Linked DNA regions of Homo sapiens: region 2 is linked to region 1. Evidence: read pairs that join two places in POLR2A ChIA-PET (ENCODE). Cell type or tissue: IMR-90. All regions are shown on one strand. Links, peaks and the distances in the headings refer to the core of each region. The heading gives the core; the rest is flanking DNA.

Region 1 (8,302 bases), core at 1-8,000:
ACTCTCTCTGACCTTCGTGGCCGAGTCCTCCCCTCCCCCAGGCCACCTGAGATTCCATGGTTTTGACCCCCTGGCCATCTGCCTTCTGTTGGATGCTCCCATGCCTTCCCCAGTTGTTGTTGTTGTTGTTTTGTTTGTTTTTTGAGATGGTCTCAAACTCCTGACCTCAAGTGATCCACCCACCTCAGCCTCCCAAAGTGCTGGGATTACAGGCGTGAGCCACCGCGCCCGGCCTGCCTGCCTTTGTTGAAGGAGGCTTTCCCATTCTGGCTCTGGTGTTCTTCGGGTCCAGGCCACCTGCTCTGCCTCTTTCCTGAATTCCTGATCATCTCTGGTCTCCCAGATTCCTCATGAGTTTTGGAAGGCCACAGTTCACACCATGGAAACGGGCTCCACAAGACTAGCACGCATCCCTAGCCCTTCCCCTGGTCAGTCAGCCCCATACCCATCTGTGGGCCCCACTTCCAGAAACCCGTGCCTTCCCTGCATGGCCACCACACTGCATTCCCCTCTATGGCTGCACCCGCTTCCTGCTGGCACAGTCCTTCCTGTGTCTGCCACACCTGGGGCTGCCGCTTGGGTAGGCAGGATCCATCTTGGTCATCTGTGTCCCTAGCACCAGGCCACACACTCAGCAAAACAAAATGATGAGGATGTGTCTGTGGGAGAGATGTTAACTCCTCCCCATGAAGGACCTTCTCCAGATATCCTGTTTTTTGTTGTTGTTTTTTGAGACAGGGTCTTGGTCGATCTCAGCTCATTGCAGCTTTGACCTTCTGGGCTGAAGCAGTCCTCCCACCTCAACCTCCCAAGTACCTGGGACTACAGGCACACCACACCCAGCTAAGTTTTTGATTTTTGTAGAAGAAAATCACTGTGTTGCGTAGGCTTGTCTCAAACTCCTGGACTCAAGTCATCCTCCTTCCTTGGCCTCCCAAAGTGCTGGAATGACAGGTGTGCACCACTGCGCCCAGCCTCCAGATGTCTTTGACCTGTTTATGTCACTCTCCCTGTATTTGCCTTCACGCTAGTTATGCACGGAATTCCTGGAGTGTAGTCTTTTGCATCTCTTCAAGCCTCTTAAATTGTCCCACATGTAGTAAATGTTCAGTAAACAGATCTGCATTCACACTGTCCTACAAGTAATCCCAGCACTTTGGGAGCCTGAGGTGGAAGGATCACTTGAGTCCTGGAGGTCAAGGCTGCAGTGAGCTATGACCAGACCATTGCATTCCAGCCTGAGTGACAGAGTGAGACCTTATCTCAAAACAAACAAACAAATGAAAAACCTTTTAGTATATGCGCTGCCGAAGCGAGCACATGAAAAACCTTTAACAACAAATGCAAAGTAAACCTACACTGCCTCAATGGACTCACCTGGAACAGACCCTCCCAGCGCCGGATGAGTGCACCGCTCAGGGAACATCTGGGTATATAGTTCATAGTATAGACTTGGGGGGGGTTTTTGCCAAAAGAGTGATGAAATTGAAAAGTGAAACCTTCTGTCCTGAAACCTTTGTCTCTTCTTTTTCAAGGAGCATGCCTTTGAGAGCAGTCAGAAATATAAGGAAGGAAAATTCATCATTGAGCTTGCTCATATGATCAAAGACAATGGCTGGGAGTAATGTGCGAACTTTCCCTTCTCCTTTGAATGCTGTTTTGTGAAAGAAACTGTGAATGTAATGGAAACGTAGGAGCATCTGGTGACAGCCTTTCTTGCCCTCTGACCTCAAAGGCTAGCTGCGCATAGCTCTTGACACTCTCGGCCATCTCTGTGGGTAAGGTGTCCCTCGGATCTGTCCTCTTCGTGTACACAGTTGTTTCTGAAAATTTTCAATGAGCTTTTTCTAACTTCTCAAGTTCTAGAGAAAGAATTAACCAACTGATGACTTACCTGCCTAGTTAATATCTTCCTTTCACCTTTGTCTTCAATATAGTTGGGCTCTGCTTTTTTAAGGTTCAGTTGAAAACCAAACTGGGGCCGGGTGCGGTGGCTCACGCCTGTAATCCCAGCACTTTGGGAGGCCAAGATGGGTGGATCACCTGAGGTCAGGAGTTCTAGATCAGCCTGGCCAACATGGTGAAACCCCATCTCTACTAAAAATACGAAAATTAGCCGGGCATGGTGGCGAGTGCCTGTAATCTTAGCTACTCAGGAGGCTAAGGCAGGAGAATCACTTGAACCTGGGACACGGAGGTTGCAGTGAGCTAAGATCATGCCATCGCACTCCAGCCTGGGGGACAAAAGTGAGACATCGTCTCAAAAAAAAAAAAAAAAGCTGGGTATGGTGGCGCATGCCTTTAATCCCAGCTACTCGGGAGGCTGAGGCACGAGAATCACTTGAACCCAGGAGGCGGAGGTTGCAGTGAGCCAAGATCGCGCCACTGCACTCCAGCCTGGCAATAGGGCGAGACTCCGTCTCAATTTAAAACAAGAGAGAACCAGACTGAGTCTCTGAAGACCACAGGGACAGGGTCTCTTTAGATAGCAAGTCTCACCATTCCCTTTTTTAGAGAAAAGGTATTGTAGCCCACCCTCCACCCCGCTGTTTTTCTTAAATTTGCAGAACTTCAAATTGGCTATTCCTCTTGCAAATGAACCCTTAAAGTACAGTGTTATTTAAGAATCTTCCAGAGGCAGTCAACAGACTTATACACTAAGGGCATTTTTGGTTTTTAGCTTGTTCAAAAACAGAGGCCAGCACAGATGACATTTTAGATACACTCTAAATTGAGAATGGTGTCTAGTGGAACATGTTTATTTAAGCCAGTAGATTCCTTATCTAGAAAGCAGGTGAGCTAGCCCTTAGAGAAGGCTGTCCCGGGGCCCGCAGAGGTGCCCTTACTGAGGTGACAGCCTCACAGGGTCTGGTACCAGGGGTTGTGCCCTCAGCAGTGACAGCAGCTTAGGTGTCAGGCAGTTGCTGAGTGGCTGGTCCATGTCTATAGAGTAACACACTGGACCGAGGAAAAGTCAGATTTCATTTTCTACCCTGGATGTACTTGAAGAAAAAGAATTATTTTTGCATATGAAAGAGGCCAGAACCCACAGGAAAAACTTCAAAACTTGACATTTGCCAGAATGTTTAAAATTTGTTCAGAAAAGGTTAAAGCAACAAGTTTAGCCTTTGTGCATGAAGACGCCTGGCCTGCTAGACGCGTTGCCCGTCCCTGCGTGGTGCTGTCCCATGTCACTTGAACTGATAGAGGGGCCTGTGCAATCTCCTAAGGCCTGTGTTTCTGCCATATATTTTATTATAAATTACAATCCACTCATCCACCTGCCCTCCACCAGGAGTGGGCACCCCATAAGGGTTTAGGCCACTTTGCAGAGGATGGAGGTCAAAAACCACTCCCAGATAAGTTTGGTTTTCAACATTTAGTAACTTGTCTCAGGGCAGAGGGCAGGCAGGGGGACCGAGGGGCAGCAGATAGGAGAGCACTGAGCCCGGATAGTTCTCAGCCTGGCAAGTGGCTCTGAAGCTGCCTTCAGACAAGGCTAGTCTAGGGGCAAGAGTGCGAGCTGGCTGACAATAAGAACGTGGCCACCTGCCCAGCTTCACACCTCCCCCGACTTCAGCCCTTCCTAAACCCAGACCTGCGGTCCAGGCAGGCACTGGGCTGTGCCCACTCGAGCTCACTGCCCACACACAGCATGCCTTTGGGTGCCATCTCTTTGCCCAAGCCTGGAAGCCTTGGCAGGTGGGAAATGCCGCTGCCCTGGTGGGCATGGCACTGAGATGCATCCACTCAGCAGGAGTGACAGAGGCAGAAGTTCCTTTAAAGCACATCTTCCACTTAGGAAAGGAAGGAAATCTTTGTACTGTCTTGGAAGCCTCCACATCCGGCTATGGCCCTGCAAGCTGCTTTATCCCTGCGCTAGTCTCCCCCGAGGGTTTAGGCTGGCCCAGCACATCCTGTCCTCCTGAGCTCGCGTGCAGCCACCCAGAGCGCAGGGGTCACTGCACGCTGCAGGGCTCTTGCTGCCATGGTCTCAAGCCTGAAGAGGCTCCGCCCACAAGCTGGCCCATGAAGTTAGCAATGCCTGTGGCTTCAGTCAATTGTCTTGAGACTGTGAAGAGGCTGAAAGACACCTTCCCGGGTGGAAGAAGGAGTTCACTGAAAACTTATCTTAAACTGACCCTTCCCTTTGAGTGAGTCTTCATTCCTCTCCCATGTGGGAACCCAGCCTCCGATGCCCCGGGGACTAGGGGAAACAGTTGGAGGTTCGTGCCGTCCCCAGCCTGCCACGGGTGCGAGGACAGCCAAGTCCTGAGTGACTCAAGATGCTTCACTTACATGGAAGAAACTTCTAAAACTCTACCGAGTGGTTTTTGTATATACTAAAGTTCTATTTAGAGCTTTTCTGTTTTGGGCAAGTTCGCTGCTCCTTCTATTTGGGCACTTTGGTTTTTGTACTGTCTTTTGTGACGGCATTGATTGAACATTTTTTACTAGTAGTCTTATGACTTTTGTATTTTTTTTTTTTTTTGTAATTTATACCAACAACACTTTTATCACTTTTTTTTTGTTGGGCTTCTGCAAAATACAAGCTCATTTTTAAACCAAATGAACAGACCATGAGCTGGCTTCAGGGGAAGTGCTATTCACAGGACCATATCCACCACCCTCTTAAATTCCTAAACAATATCATCTAGGACTTCTATTTAAGTTATTTAAAATAAATCTTCCTTGAGAGCCTTGGGAGGTGATGTCAGGGTTATAAATGGCACAGTGCATTTGCTGTAGGAATGTGGTTTGGCATTGTTTTATACACACAGTATTTTTTATACCTTAATGCTTATTCTTGATGGCATCTGTCAGATATTAGAATTGAAAATAAGAATCTTCCCAAAATCCTTTAATTTACCTGATGCCCTCATCAGGTCGTTAAAAATTCAAATGGTTTTAATAGCTAAAAAACTACAAATTAAGCTCTAAAACAAACAAACTACAGAAATGTAAACCTTCATTTGCCAAAGGTCCTTGGTGGCCTGTCCCCTGCCCTGGGAGCAGATGGCCCTGAAGCCCTTCCCTCACTGTGCAGGCCACCGGGTGAGGCTGGACGGTCACCCATGGTGGCTTCACTGCAAGGAGCAGGACTGCCGAGCTCAAGCACGGGGCCTTCAGCTTCCCCTGTCCTCTGGCCACACCGCCAGCCCTTGGTCCTTATCTGTGTGAGGTTTACAAATAAAGCTTCTGATGTCAAATGTTTAAATCGTGCCCTCAGTGGACGAGGCCATGTCCTGATGCAGAAGGCTGAGCCCAGGCTCTCTGTGGCGCCGCTGAGAGCAGAGGGCTGTCTTGGGGTCTTCGAGCTCTGGAGCCAAGGATGGCCTGGTCCTACTTCTCTGCCCCCACCAATGGGGGACTTGAATGTGGCCAGAGAATACAGTCAGTCAGGGCCAGCCAGGGTGTCTGTCAGGGTGGGCACAGGGTCCTCTCCAAACCTGCTTCTCCCTCCCTGGTCAGGCCTTCATCCCCACCACCCGCACCTGTACCCTGGACGCTGGCTCAGAGGCCTACAGGTGTGTGGACACCTGGGCAGTCACTGTGTCCTACTGTGCCCCTCCTCTGCAGGCCCAGCTTGGTGTCTGAGCCTCTTACAAGCCAGTTACTGCCAGGGCTGCACCAGGCCTTGCGGAGGACAGTGCCTGGCGGGAGGGATGGAGGGCGTCAAAAGTCACTCTAGAGCCCAGGGGCCCGACCAATGGTCACAGACAGGGATGACAGGCTGCAGAGGGATGGGCTGGAGAAGAGAAGGAGCCAGCCATGGCGCAGTTCTTGTTCTTAGCATGATGAAGGGCCACAGATTGGTGTGCAGCAGGGTGACGAGGGGCAGACATACCTCTAGTGGTCATCAGGCAGCCTGTGGCAGTGGATGGGGTGAGGCAGAGATGCAGATGAGGCGCCACCCAGCATCCAGGGAGACAAAGGGCTCAGGCCTGCAGCTTCAGCATCAGTGATTGATGAGAAAAGGAAGGGCAGAGGTACAGCCTGCAAGTTGCTGACAGGTTCAAGATTTGGGGCAACAAAAATGAGAAAACCAAGAACAAGGCCTAAGTTAGGGCTTAGTGTGAAGAACTAGAAGTGGGGGGTGGCCTGAGGGCAACAGGGAGCCCAAGAGGCAAGTGTCAGGCAAGGAGAGTCCATGACATGAGAACACTGACCACTGGCCTGGGCTGAAGACGAAGAAAAAGCCAGCCAGGGGCACATTTAACAGAAAAATGGGGGTTGAGGGAGGGGTCTTTCTTTAAGGGCTGCTGATGCAGCTGGCCCAAGGCCATCAGAGTCAGTGACTGACAGGAGGAGCAGAGTCTTGGAGCCCAGTGGCCGGGCCTGAGAGCAGCAAGGCCACTTCAGCAGGAGGGCGGGGAGAGGGACATCCACTTGTTCTCACAGCAGGAGACACTGGCCTCAACCCAGTGTGGGTCCCCTCAAGATTCTCACAGGGGCACAGAGACGCCAGGCAGGCTTGAGATGAAGCCCAGGTGGTTCACAGCCAGAGCAGGTGAGCAGGGCCCTGAGAGCTCAGGCAGGGCACGGCAGGAAACTCAATGCTGCCGTCCAACACCAGCCTTCAGAAGCCCCTGAAGTTTTGTCAAAACAGACCGAGAAGCCCACCCTGCAGAGGCTTAGGCTCAGTAAGTCTGGGGTCTGAAAACTTGTCCCAGGTAATGGCGTTGGTCAGGGGACCACACTGGTTGTATAAATAGGCTGTCCCTGAGAAGATGACAGAAGTAGGGGTAAGAAAACCAGACATATACAGCTGGATGTAGTGGTGCACGGCTGTAGTCCCAGCTACTTGCGAGGCTGAGGCAGGAGGATTGCTTGAGCCCAGGAGGTCGAGGCTGCAGTGAGCCATGATCACACCACTGCACTGGAGCCTGGGCAACAGAGCAAGACCCTGTCTTAAAGAGGAAACCACAATCTGGAGACACAGTCCTTCCTCACTAACCTGGCCTGCCTACTAGAGGGGAGGCCTGAGGCACCAGCCTGGGTGTAGGGCAGGCCTTGTGCTTGAAGGTCCCAGCAGTGGGCTCTGGCTGGGCCAGGTCCTGGAAACAGGGCCAAGGCCCTTGGCAACAGGTTAAGGGATGGGAAGGCTGTGGGCTCCCAGGGGCCAGGAAAGGGGATGCAGGCAGCAGGCAAGCAATTTATTGGCTGGCAGCAGAGGGCAGGCTAGAAAGGCTGGAAATGGAGATGTGGACATGGGCCCCCAGCCCTGCAACCCCACCAAGGTCCACAGCGGCCAACCTGCTGCTACCAGGAGCTGAAGTCCCCAAAACCCCGACTGGGCTTCTTCTTGGACATGGGGACAGTGGCACTGGTTGAGGGCTCTTCCTCTGCTGCTCGCTTCCTGGGAAGAGAAGAAGCCGCTGGGAGCCCACACCCTCCCTCAGCCCCTCCTGACTTGTCTGTGTCTCCATACAGCCCTCCCGGTGTAGGCCCAACCCCTCCCACCTGCTGCTCCCACATCCCCCTGAATTTGATCTCTTCCACCCACAGAGGCCCCGGCCAGGCCTTCAGAGGCAGTCCCTCGGCTGCAGAGGCCACACAGCACAAGCCCACGGCCGGGACCAGTGCCCATAGCTTGCTTGCCCCTCTGGGTCTGACCCTCAGACCTCAGTCAGCCCTAGGAAACACCATGGGAAACAGGGAGGCCAGCCCCGCGGCACTCACGTGGCTGCTGGGTTGATGTACTTGCCCACGCCCTGGCGGAAGGTCTGGGGGCCCTGGCTCCCTGCCTGGGGCTGGCTGCTCTTCACTTTGGTCTCCGGGGCTACCTTGAGCTGTGTCTTCCGCTCCTGCGCAATCTGTGGCACAACAGGGCGCTGGCTAACCGGCAGCACCTCGGGCAGGACAGATGCTAGGCTTGGGGTGGAAAAGTGCACTAGCCCAGACCCTCCTAGGTGGTGGCATCGTGCCCCCTCACCTGGGCATCGGCCTCCTCATAGGGGTCCACGAACACTGTAGTGGCATCAATGCGGATCTCCTCCTAGCAGCAAAGGGGGCTCAGTGCACGGCAGGTCCTCCCCCTGCCTGCCTGGCCCCCAGCCGCCACGCCCCACCTCCCTGGGCACAGACCTTAGGGCGGTCAGTTTTGGGGTCACTCTCCACATTCTCCATGGCTGTCAGTACGTCAAAGCCCCCAACAACCCTGCAGCAGGGAGACAGAGGTGGGTCTGCGTGTGCTCAAGGAGGGCACCCCCACGGCTGAGCCCCAAGGCACGTGGGAAGAGGGGTTGAGAGCCCCGAGGCTGGCCTGGTGGTCCTTGGGCAGCAGCCAGGAAGGCGATGA
Region 2 (8,318 bases), core at 153-8,152, 260 kb before region 1:
TTGTTCTGTCACCCAGGCTGGAGTGCAGTGGCCCGATCTCGGCTCACTGCAACCTCTGCCTCCCAGGTTCAAGCAGTTCACCCTGCCTCAGCCCCCCGAGTAGCTGGGATTACAGGCTCCCACCACCACACCCAGCTAATTTCTTTGTATTTTTAGTAGAGACGGGGTTTCACCATGTTGGCCAGGCTGGTCTCAAACTCCTGACCTCAAGTGATCCATCCACCTTAGCCTCCCAGAGTGCTAGGATTACAGGCATGAGCCACCACGCCCGGCCTTCCTGCACATTTTCTTTCCTCCTTCCCCAGGATTTGCAGTGTGTCCTGCACAGCGGCTCTGTAAGCAGGAGCTTGCTGCTCGAGCGAGAGTACTGGGGGCTCCTCACGGCCAGAGCCCCCAGCTGGCTCCCAACTGACTAGCCCTGGCCTGTTGCAGGGGGTGACGCGTGGCGGCTCTATGAGTACATCACCAGACACTTCATCGCCACGGTCAGCCATGACTGCAAGTACCTGCAGAGCACCATCTCCTTCAGAATTGGGCCCGAGCTCTTCACCTGCTCCGGGAAGACCGTCCTCTCACCAGGTCACACCACGGGCCCAGCCTTCCTCCTCTGTGCCTTCATGGGCAGACAAACATTCTACATCGTGTCTGGGGATGGGAGGCCCAGGGTCTGAGGCCCCGGCCACCCAGGCTGGGGACCCTGAGTGGCGGCGCATATCTCTCCAGGCTTCACGGAGGTCATGCCCTGGCAGAGCGTGCCCCTGGAGGAGAGCCTGCCCACTTGCCAGCGGGGTGATGCCTTCCCTGTGGGCGAGGTGAAGATGCTGGAGAAGCAGACGAACCCACCCGACTACCTGACGGAGGCCGAGCTCATCACGCTCATGGAGAAGCATGGCATCGGTGGGTGCGCCTGCCCAGGCCCCAGAGCCGGCTCCGTCTCCAGTACTCAGGCTTCGAGTCTACTCACAAAGCTGCCCCGCCAGCCCTGTGTGCCCAGCCCAGCACCCCTCCATGGGCTGGTATCTGGAAACTGGTGACCCAGTGTGTGGCCAGCCAGGCAGGTCCACAGCGGGCATCCCCTCCTGAGGCCTCCATTCAGGACCTGGCCTTCCCTGTGAAGGCCCAGATGTGCCCTCGTGCACTGTGGGGTGTGCACACACCGACTAACGCCCACAAGGCTGAAGATTGGCCCAGATGCCAGGTGACTCATAGAAATCATATTGGCAGTCCCCTGAGTCCACACAGCCAGCCTGGGCTGTCCTGAAATCAGGTGACAGGGAAATGAGATCTCACAGGAGCTGCTTCCCTGGGAGAGAACAGAAATGCCTGTCCCAGGCACAGGGCTCCCCAAAGGGTGACCAGGAAGTTTCCACGCAAAAATGGGCAGCCCAGGGAGTTTATCAAAGCAAAAGTGTAGTCACCAGTGCACACTCCTCACAGGAGTGGTGGCCTCACAAGTCCCCAGGCCTGGAGCTGTGAGATGTCTCACATGTTGGGGGCCAGCCTCACTGCCGGAGCCTTCTCCCCAGGTGGCACTCGCGCCGCTGGGCACTGCCTGTTCCCTGGGGCACTACCCCTGGCTGACAGGCTCTGGAGACCTGTGGGATGTCACAGCCACTGTGTCCAGGCTCTGCTCCAGCAGTGGTCATATAGGTGGACTCTCAGGGAGTGTCTCTTCCCAGGCTGGGGTCCTGGTGACCATGGCGATCTTGGCAGGAGAGCAGAGCTCTGGGCTTGCTCCTCTCAGGGGTCCAGGGCACCTGCCAGGGTCCTGAAATAGCCCTCAGCCCACTGTGGAGTGTGGGCTCTGCTCCCCCGTGTCCTCTGCCCTCTCGCATTGATGGGACACTGGCTCCTGGCAGCCCTATGCTAGCCAGTGAGCCAGACCCAATCACCAATACAAGTTTGTGACAGTGAAGAGGGCTCTGGTGTTACCTTCTGAACAGGAGAGTGGTCAGGGTGGCCCTGTGACTGAGCCCCCAGGAGTGTGTCAAAAGGGCCTGACCAGAGCCGCCACAGAGGAGCCCACACCACGCGTCATGGCGCCCGGCAGACTCGGGGTGGTAGTGGCACACGCCACCCACAGCCTGCCACACCGGGTGCAGAGCTGGCCTCGTGCCAAGAGCCATGGGCCCTCGGCAGGCTCCTTAGCCCCCAGAGGCCAGTTTCTTCCCATGTGAGATTCTCTCCGAGCTACTTTGGGAAGGTGTGTGTCACCTGTCCATGCTGGTGAGCATGCAGGGAGCCCCAGCCTCCTTTCTGCCCCTCTGACTGGCACCCGCCATAGTCAAAACGCCTCAGCCTCCGCTGCGCCCCTCTGCCAGGAAACTTCCTCTGGGTGGGAGAGTGGAATCCTGGGGACTGGGAGCCTCCCCTGGGGATCGTGACGGGCCTTGCAGAGAGGGAGGAGGTGGGAGACAGGAAGTGGACAGAATTGTCCAGGTTTAGGGGAGGGCAGCTCTGCAGTGAGCTTGTAAGCACCTCCGTGTTCTGGTGGAGTGGGGCTCTGGCTCCGGGAGCAGGTGGGTGCCACAGGACCCAGGCAGGAGAAGCCATAGAAGTCACATTTTCCAGGCGCAGAATAAGCACTGTGACCTTGGAGAGTTCCTTAACCTCCGAGCCTGTTGTCTCTGCCATAAAGCAGGAGTAGGCGCCCTGTACAGGGAGGGCTGCCCTTGTGTTCTCAAGGCAGAACATGAAATGCATGCAGTTGGTGCCCAGCACAGTGCAGGGGGAGCTCAGGGCACAGCCCTCCCTCCTGTGACCGGGAGCAGTGAGAGGGCCTGAGCACCAGGGGCCCCGTGACAGGTGATACAGCACATGGTTCAGTGGGGCATGTCCAAGGCAGGCCAGGAACCCTGGGGCCTTGTACATTGCAGGCACGGATGCCAGCATCCCTGTGCATATCAACAACATCTGCCAGCGCAACTATGTCACGGTGGAGAGCGGGCGCCGGCTCAAGCCCACCAACCTCGGCATCGTCCTGGTGCACGGCTACTATAAGATTGGTGAGTTCCTCAGTCCTGCCCCCAGGGCCCACCGAGGCTCCCTGGCTTCTCCCTGGATGTTGGCTCTGCTGCCCGCTCCAGACAGGCCCCTGCCCTACAGTGATCCCCCAGCCCCACACACACTCCCTCAACACCCGCTGAAGGGGTGCTGCCCCAGGACCCCCAGGACCTGCCCAGAGCAGGAGCTCAGTGTGTTTGAAGGCTGAACAGATGTGTGAGGGAACCAAAAAGGGAGGCGAAGTTGCCTCAGCCCTGTTCCCTGGAGGTTCCCCAGGGGCCAAGGGGAGAGGGAGGAGCACAAAACTGGCCCAAGGGCGGCCTGGAGCTCATGTGTGATGTGGTTCTAGCCACAGGACATCCCTGGCCACTCTGCCTGACATTTCCAGGTGGGAAATCAGGAAAGGTCTGGGGTCATAAGAGCCAGCCTGGTACCATCTGAGGCTGTGGACTGGTGGGTAGGGCAGAGGCCAGGAGGACGGGCCAGAGCGGGAGGGGTGAACAGGGCAGTATCCCTGCCTGGGAAGGGGTGGCATGGCCCTGGGTGCGAGTGCTCAGGGCAATATCTGCCCCCTGCCCACTTGCAGATGCAGAGCTGGTGCTCCCCACCATCCGCAGTGCAGTGGAGAAGCAGCTGAACCTGATCGCCCAGGGCAAGGCCGACTACCGCCAGGTCCTGGGCCACACCCTGGACGTGTTCAAGAGGAAGTTCCACTACTTTGTCGACTCCATTGCTGGTAGAGTCTGCCTCTGGCCTGCCCCTCACCAGAGGGGTGTCTCTCTGTCAGCAAGGCCAGTACCTGGGGACCCAGGTCCCCACGTGGGACCAGCTCCCAGATCTGGGCTTCAGGCCTCCGTAGGCCAGGTCAGTGACACCTCCTGGCTGGGTTGAAAGAGCAGGTGCATTAACACCACACATGGCCAGGAACACGTGCCTCTGACGCACAGGGCTGCTGCCCTGCCGTGCTGCCAGGACAGTAGAAACCACCGCCTATAGGGACCCTTTCACACTCAGACCCTTGACCACGTGTTGCGGAGCCTTTTGCTGGGGACTGGGAGGGAGATGACTCCTGCACTCTGCTTGCCCGCAGGCATGGATGAGTTGATGGAGGTGTCTTTCTCGCCCCTGGCGGCCACAGGCAAGCCCCTCTCACGCTGTGGGAAGTGCCACCGCTTCATGAAGTACATCCAGGTAGGTGCAGGGAACACTAGCTCAGGCAAGCTGCCTCACCCCTGTAGGCCTCAGCTTTATCGTTGATCAGCAGGAATCATGTTCTTTGTCCTGGTTGTCACAAAAGAATGATGGAACATAAAGAGGCCTTGCCAAAAAATACCCAGTGTCCCCACGTCCCCTAGAATACACAGCCATTAGGCCACGCAAACACACATGGTGCATTTTTCCCTAACACCATGCCACTTGCCATCATGGGCATTAATGTACACACAGAGATTTTAGAACTGCCTTTTCTGCACGCGTGGAGCAAGAGCCAGAGACTCATGCTCCTTGCCTGGCAGTGTGTCACAGGTTCTGCATGACAGATTACATACTTTGTATTATGAGAGGAGTGGGGGTGGGTGCCAAGTCGGTGGCCCCAGTGACCCTCACGCCACCTGCCTGGCATTGCCGCAGGCCAAGCCAAGCCGCCTGCACTGCTCCCACTGCGATGAGACCTACACGCTCCCCCAGAACGGCACCATCAAGCTCTACAAGGAGCTCCGCTGCCCTCTGGATGACTTCGAGCTGGTCCTGTGGTCATCAGGCTCTCGGGGCAAGAGCTACCCGCTGTGCCCCTACTGCTACAACCACCCACCCTTCCGAGACATGAAGAAAGGTGAGTGCAGCCACTCCCTCCTGTCCACAGGTAGCTGCAGTCTCTTTTCAGTGCCAACCCCTGCCTTGCACCAGGCTGGACTCTGAGGGGACCCCTCACCCTGGCCTTTCCTGCACTCATTGGCACTGAGACGAGAGACCCTGGATGTAGCTGGGGCACTGCTTAGGCCTCAGCCAGTGGTGCCACCCTCTCTCTGTGTCAGAATCGAGCAGGCAACCCTAGTCCACCCTCAGGACCTGGGCACAGGTGTGCAGTGCTCCCTCTGGAGCTGAGTGAGCAAGAGGATGCAGCAGTCGGGGGACCCACCCGGTGAGCGGGCACCCCCAGTCAGCGTCCACCACCGTCCTCCATCCTCATCCTCGTCCTCATTACTGGAGGAGGGAGCGCATGTCCAGGCAGGCAGGACAGAGCACCGAGCCAGACCAGGAATCAGCGGGAGTGAGGCATCTGCCCACATTCACCGTGTGCTCTGCAGAAAGCTCCCTCAGGCCTCAGTCTGCACCCAGGCTGCCCCGGGAGTGAGACCCCATCCCTGCCCTCCTGCTGCCGCCAGAGTAGCTGACAGGGTGGTTCCATGTGGCCCAGTGACATGAGGGTCATGTGGCATTACCAGTAACAAGCTGGCAGCAAAGCAAAGGGGGGATGGAGTCAGCTGAAACCCACTGGGATGGTGCCAGCGAGGGGCCTTGAAAGTTGAGGAGGTTTCAGGTAAGCAGAAAACAGGGGTAATGGCAGCCAGGAGCCGAAACATGAGCAAGGCTGTCCCCAAGAGCAAGGCCAAGAAGAGTTCCTTCTGCTGGGACGAGGGATCCAGGAGCTTGAGGCATTGGGAGCAGGCAGCAGAGGGCAGGTGGGCACAGTGGGCGTGCCTTTACAGGGCTCCCTTCTCCCGCCAGGCATGGGCTGCAACGAGTGTACGCACCCCTCCTGCCAGCACTCGCTGAGCATGCTGGGCATCGGCCAGTGCGTGGAATGTGAGAGCGGGGTGCTGGTGCTGGACCCCACCTCGGGCCCCAAGTGGAAGGTGGCCTGCAACAAGTGCAACGTGGTAGCGCACTGCTTCGAGAACGCCCACCGCGTGCGGGTGTCCGCCGACACCTGCAGTGTCTGTGAGGCCGCCTTGCTTGATGTGGACTTCAACAAGGCCAAGTCCCCACTCCCGGGCGATGAGACGCAGCACATGGGCTGCGTCTTTTGTGACCCCGTCTTCCAGGAGCTGGTGGAGCTGAAGCATGCGGCCTCCTGCCACCCCATGCACCGCGGTGGACCAGGGAGAAGGCAGGGTCGAGGGCGGGGCCGGGCCAGGAGGCCCCCTGGGAAGCCCAACCCCAGACGGCCCAAGGACAAGATGTCAGCCCTGGCCGCCTACTTTGTATGATGACCCTGTCCTCCCTCACCCAGGCTGCAGTGCCATGCAGACACCTCATGGCACTTCAAACTATTAAAATGCATTTTATCTTATCCAGAGCTGGGGCCCCTTTGCTGGTGCAGCGATGTCAGAGCGTTACCGTGTCCCTGGGCACCTGTGGGGCCCTCTCTCCCTCTCCGAAACCCAATACGTCTCCCTTCAGCCTGCATACACGTGCCCAGAGTGCTCCCTGCTATCCCTACACCCTGGCAGTACGGGCAGGGATGCCCCAACCCTGAAGCCCTGGGGAATAGACCCAGTTTGCACTCACACCCCATCTCAATCCGTGCTGCTGATGGTAGCTGTGTGCACAAGCAGTGGCCCTGATGCCTTAAGGAAGGCGGCCTTGACAGCTGTGGCTCCGGCAGGAGAGGAGTCTAGTGGAGCAGGTGGGGCTGGGAGACCCCCTCCCCGGATCTGGCTTATGAATCCCCTTGGTCTTCGCTGCAGCCCCCTGCTCAGGGCCACGCTCTTGACCCCACACTTCTCCGTCCCCTGCTCCCTGCTCCCATCTCTGAGAAGCCCTGTACATGGTGCCCGTGTGCGTCTGGCAGCTTCCCAGGACCTGCTGCAATTCCCATTCTCACAACAAGCCCTTATGGTCTTAGAGGCAGCTGGGTGCCCCATGGAACCCATTCACATGCCAGGTTTAGAAAATACCCTGTAGGCCAGACTGCCGTGTGGTGCCAGGTGCTGGTGGCAGCTGCCCTCTGACCTCAGTGCCTTCTTGTGCTCCCCTCCCCAGCCACCCGAGGAGAGACACCTGTGCGGGATCCACTGTGTGTTGGAAACTCCCTCCACACTCCGCCCGTGCCTCATTGAGTGATGACGGGAGCTCAGCAAAACAGCTTTCCAGACTGTTCAGTGGGACCTTTCTTTGAGGGGCAGGTCAGGAATGTTTCGGACTCAGACCCGCCCCCGCCCCAACTCAGTAGTAGATTCCCAGGCTGCACCAGGACTTATATGAGAGCTCCTGTAAGGAAACCCAGAGCCCACCAAGCATACCCCCCCTGGACCCCCTTCCTGGAGGCCCTCACAGGTTAACACGGGGGTTCCCTGGAACACAGTTTGGAGAGCTACTCGAAGCTGAATGAAAATACAGAGACATGGGGAACCACATAGAGGGTCCTGGGATGTGTCTCAGAAGCACAGGCTTCAGGAAGGAGGGGGTGCTCTCAGAGCTTCTGCCCCCTCCCACCCACTCTGGTCCCATTCTGGGGCCCTAGCAAGGCCACACCTGTTAGGTCCCCAGTGCGGGGCTGTGACTCTGCTCTTCCACCCACAGGGCCCAGTGGACCTGGAGCCTTCTCCGCAGAAGGTTTCAAGACCTCCAGGACCCTTAGGTTATAGGGCTCATTCAGGCTTGGAGGAGCAGAGACGGTTCCTAGGTCTTAAACCCAGACCACCCAGTCCTTCCTTACTATGCTTCTGCACTGCGCTTTCAGCCACAGGCAGGGCTAATCACAAAGTGTTCCTTTATTTTCCTCTGCAGTTGTCCCTTGTGTGTGACCCTCCTTCAAGGCCCTTGGCTTCCGCAGCTTGATTCTGCACTCCGAGTCCATTCACCTTCTCCCATCCAATAGCATCCAACCCCGCTGCTACTGCTGCCAACCTGGCCTTGGGAGCAATGAGGACAAGGAAGGGACAAGACCCCTTTTAGGCCAGAACTGCCTTCAGATCAGCCACGCTCCATGGGACTGTACCTCTGCCCTGGAGGCTGGAGAGGTCAGTGGCTGCAGACTGTCTCAAGGAGCCCCTGGCCCTGCCCACCTAGCCAGGGGTGCAGCCTTGCCAGAGAAGCAGAGAAGCGTCTGTGGCTGGGTGGGTGATATTGAAAGATTCCTTTCACCAGGGTGGAAGCCAGGATCTGAGGCGTGATGGAATGTGGACAGTGAGGCAGTGACAGCGCCACAAGGCAGGAGTCATCTCCAGGCACGTCCTTGGCCTGGAGCCCATAGGGACAAGCTCCTGGTGGTGCCTCACTTTGCCATCCTCTCTAAGCCGCAGACCTTGAATGGAATCAGTGCTCAAGAGTCTAATTGGGCCCACTCTGAGGATGCCTGCGGGAATATCAGC

Evidence for each region. ChIA-PET counts read pairs that join two places held together with the same protein. Peaks named below come from ENCODE experiments on the same cell type or tissue, not always from the same donor. Only the 100,000 strongest peaks of a DNase experiment are listed, where the experiment ranks them.
Region 2: POLR2A ChIA-PET joins it to region 1 with 12 read pairs; 6 of 35 experiments call an interaction of 5 or more read pairs at or near these places.

The regions. Positions count from the first base shown.
Region 1 is chr22:21,694,452-21,702,753 of GRCh38, reverse strand. It overlaps PPIL2 (peptidylprolyl isomerase like 2), which reads right to left. Exons shown (of 20, transcript NM_014337.4): 17 at 8,089-8,161; 18 at 7,937-7,999; 19 at 7,684-7,817; 20 at 4,847-7,360. The coding sequence ends at 7,264. It overlaps YPEL1 (yippee like 1), which reads left to right. Exons shown (of 5, transcript NM_013313.5): 5 at 1,536-5,218. The coding sequence ends at 1,625. Among named protein-coding and RNA genes, the nearest start is that of PPIL2, 33 kb to the right of the region's middle. In IMR-90, for the core only: no CTCF peak of the experiment used is centred there; a DNase peak (open chromatin) is centred at 4,683; H3K27ac peaks cover 144 bases.
Region 2 is chr22:21,955,008-21,963,325 of GRCh38, reverse strand. It overlaps TOP3B (DNA topoisomerase III beta), which reads left to right. Exons shown (of 18, transcript NM_001282112.2): 12 at 433-579; 13 at 724-897; 14 at 2,877-3,005; 15 at 3,590-3,739; 16 at 4,094-4,194; 17 at 4,633-4,834; 18 at 5,731-6,301. The coding sequence ends at 6,212. Among named protein-coding and RNA genes, the nearest start is that of PPM1F, 6.3 kb to the right of the region's middle. In IMR-90, for the core only: no CTCF peak of the experiment used is centred there; a DNase peak (open chromatin) is centred at 1,205.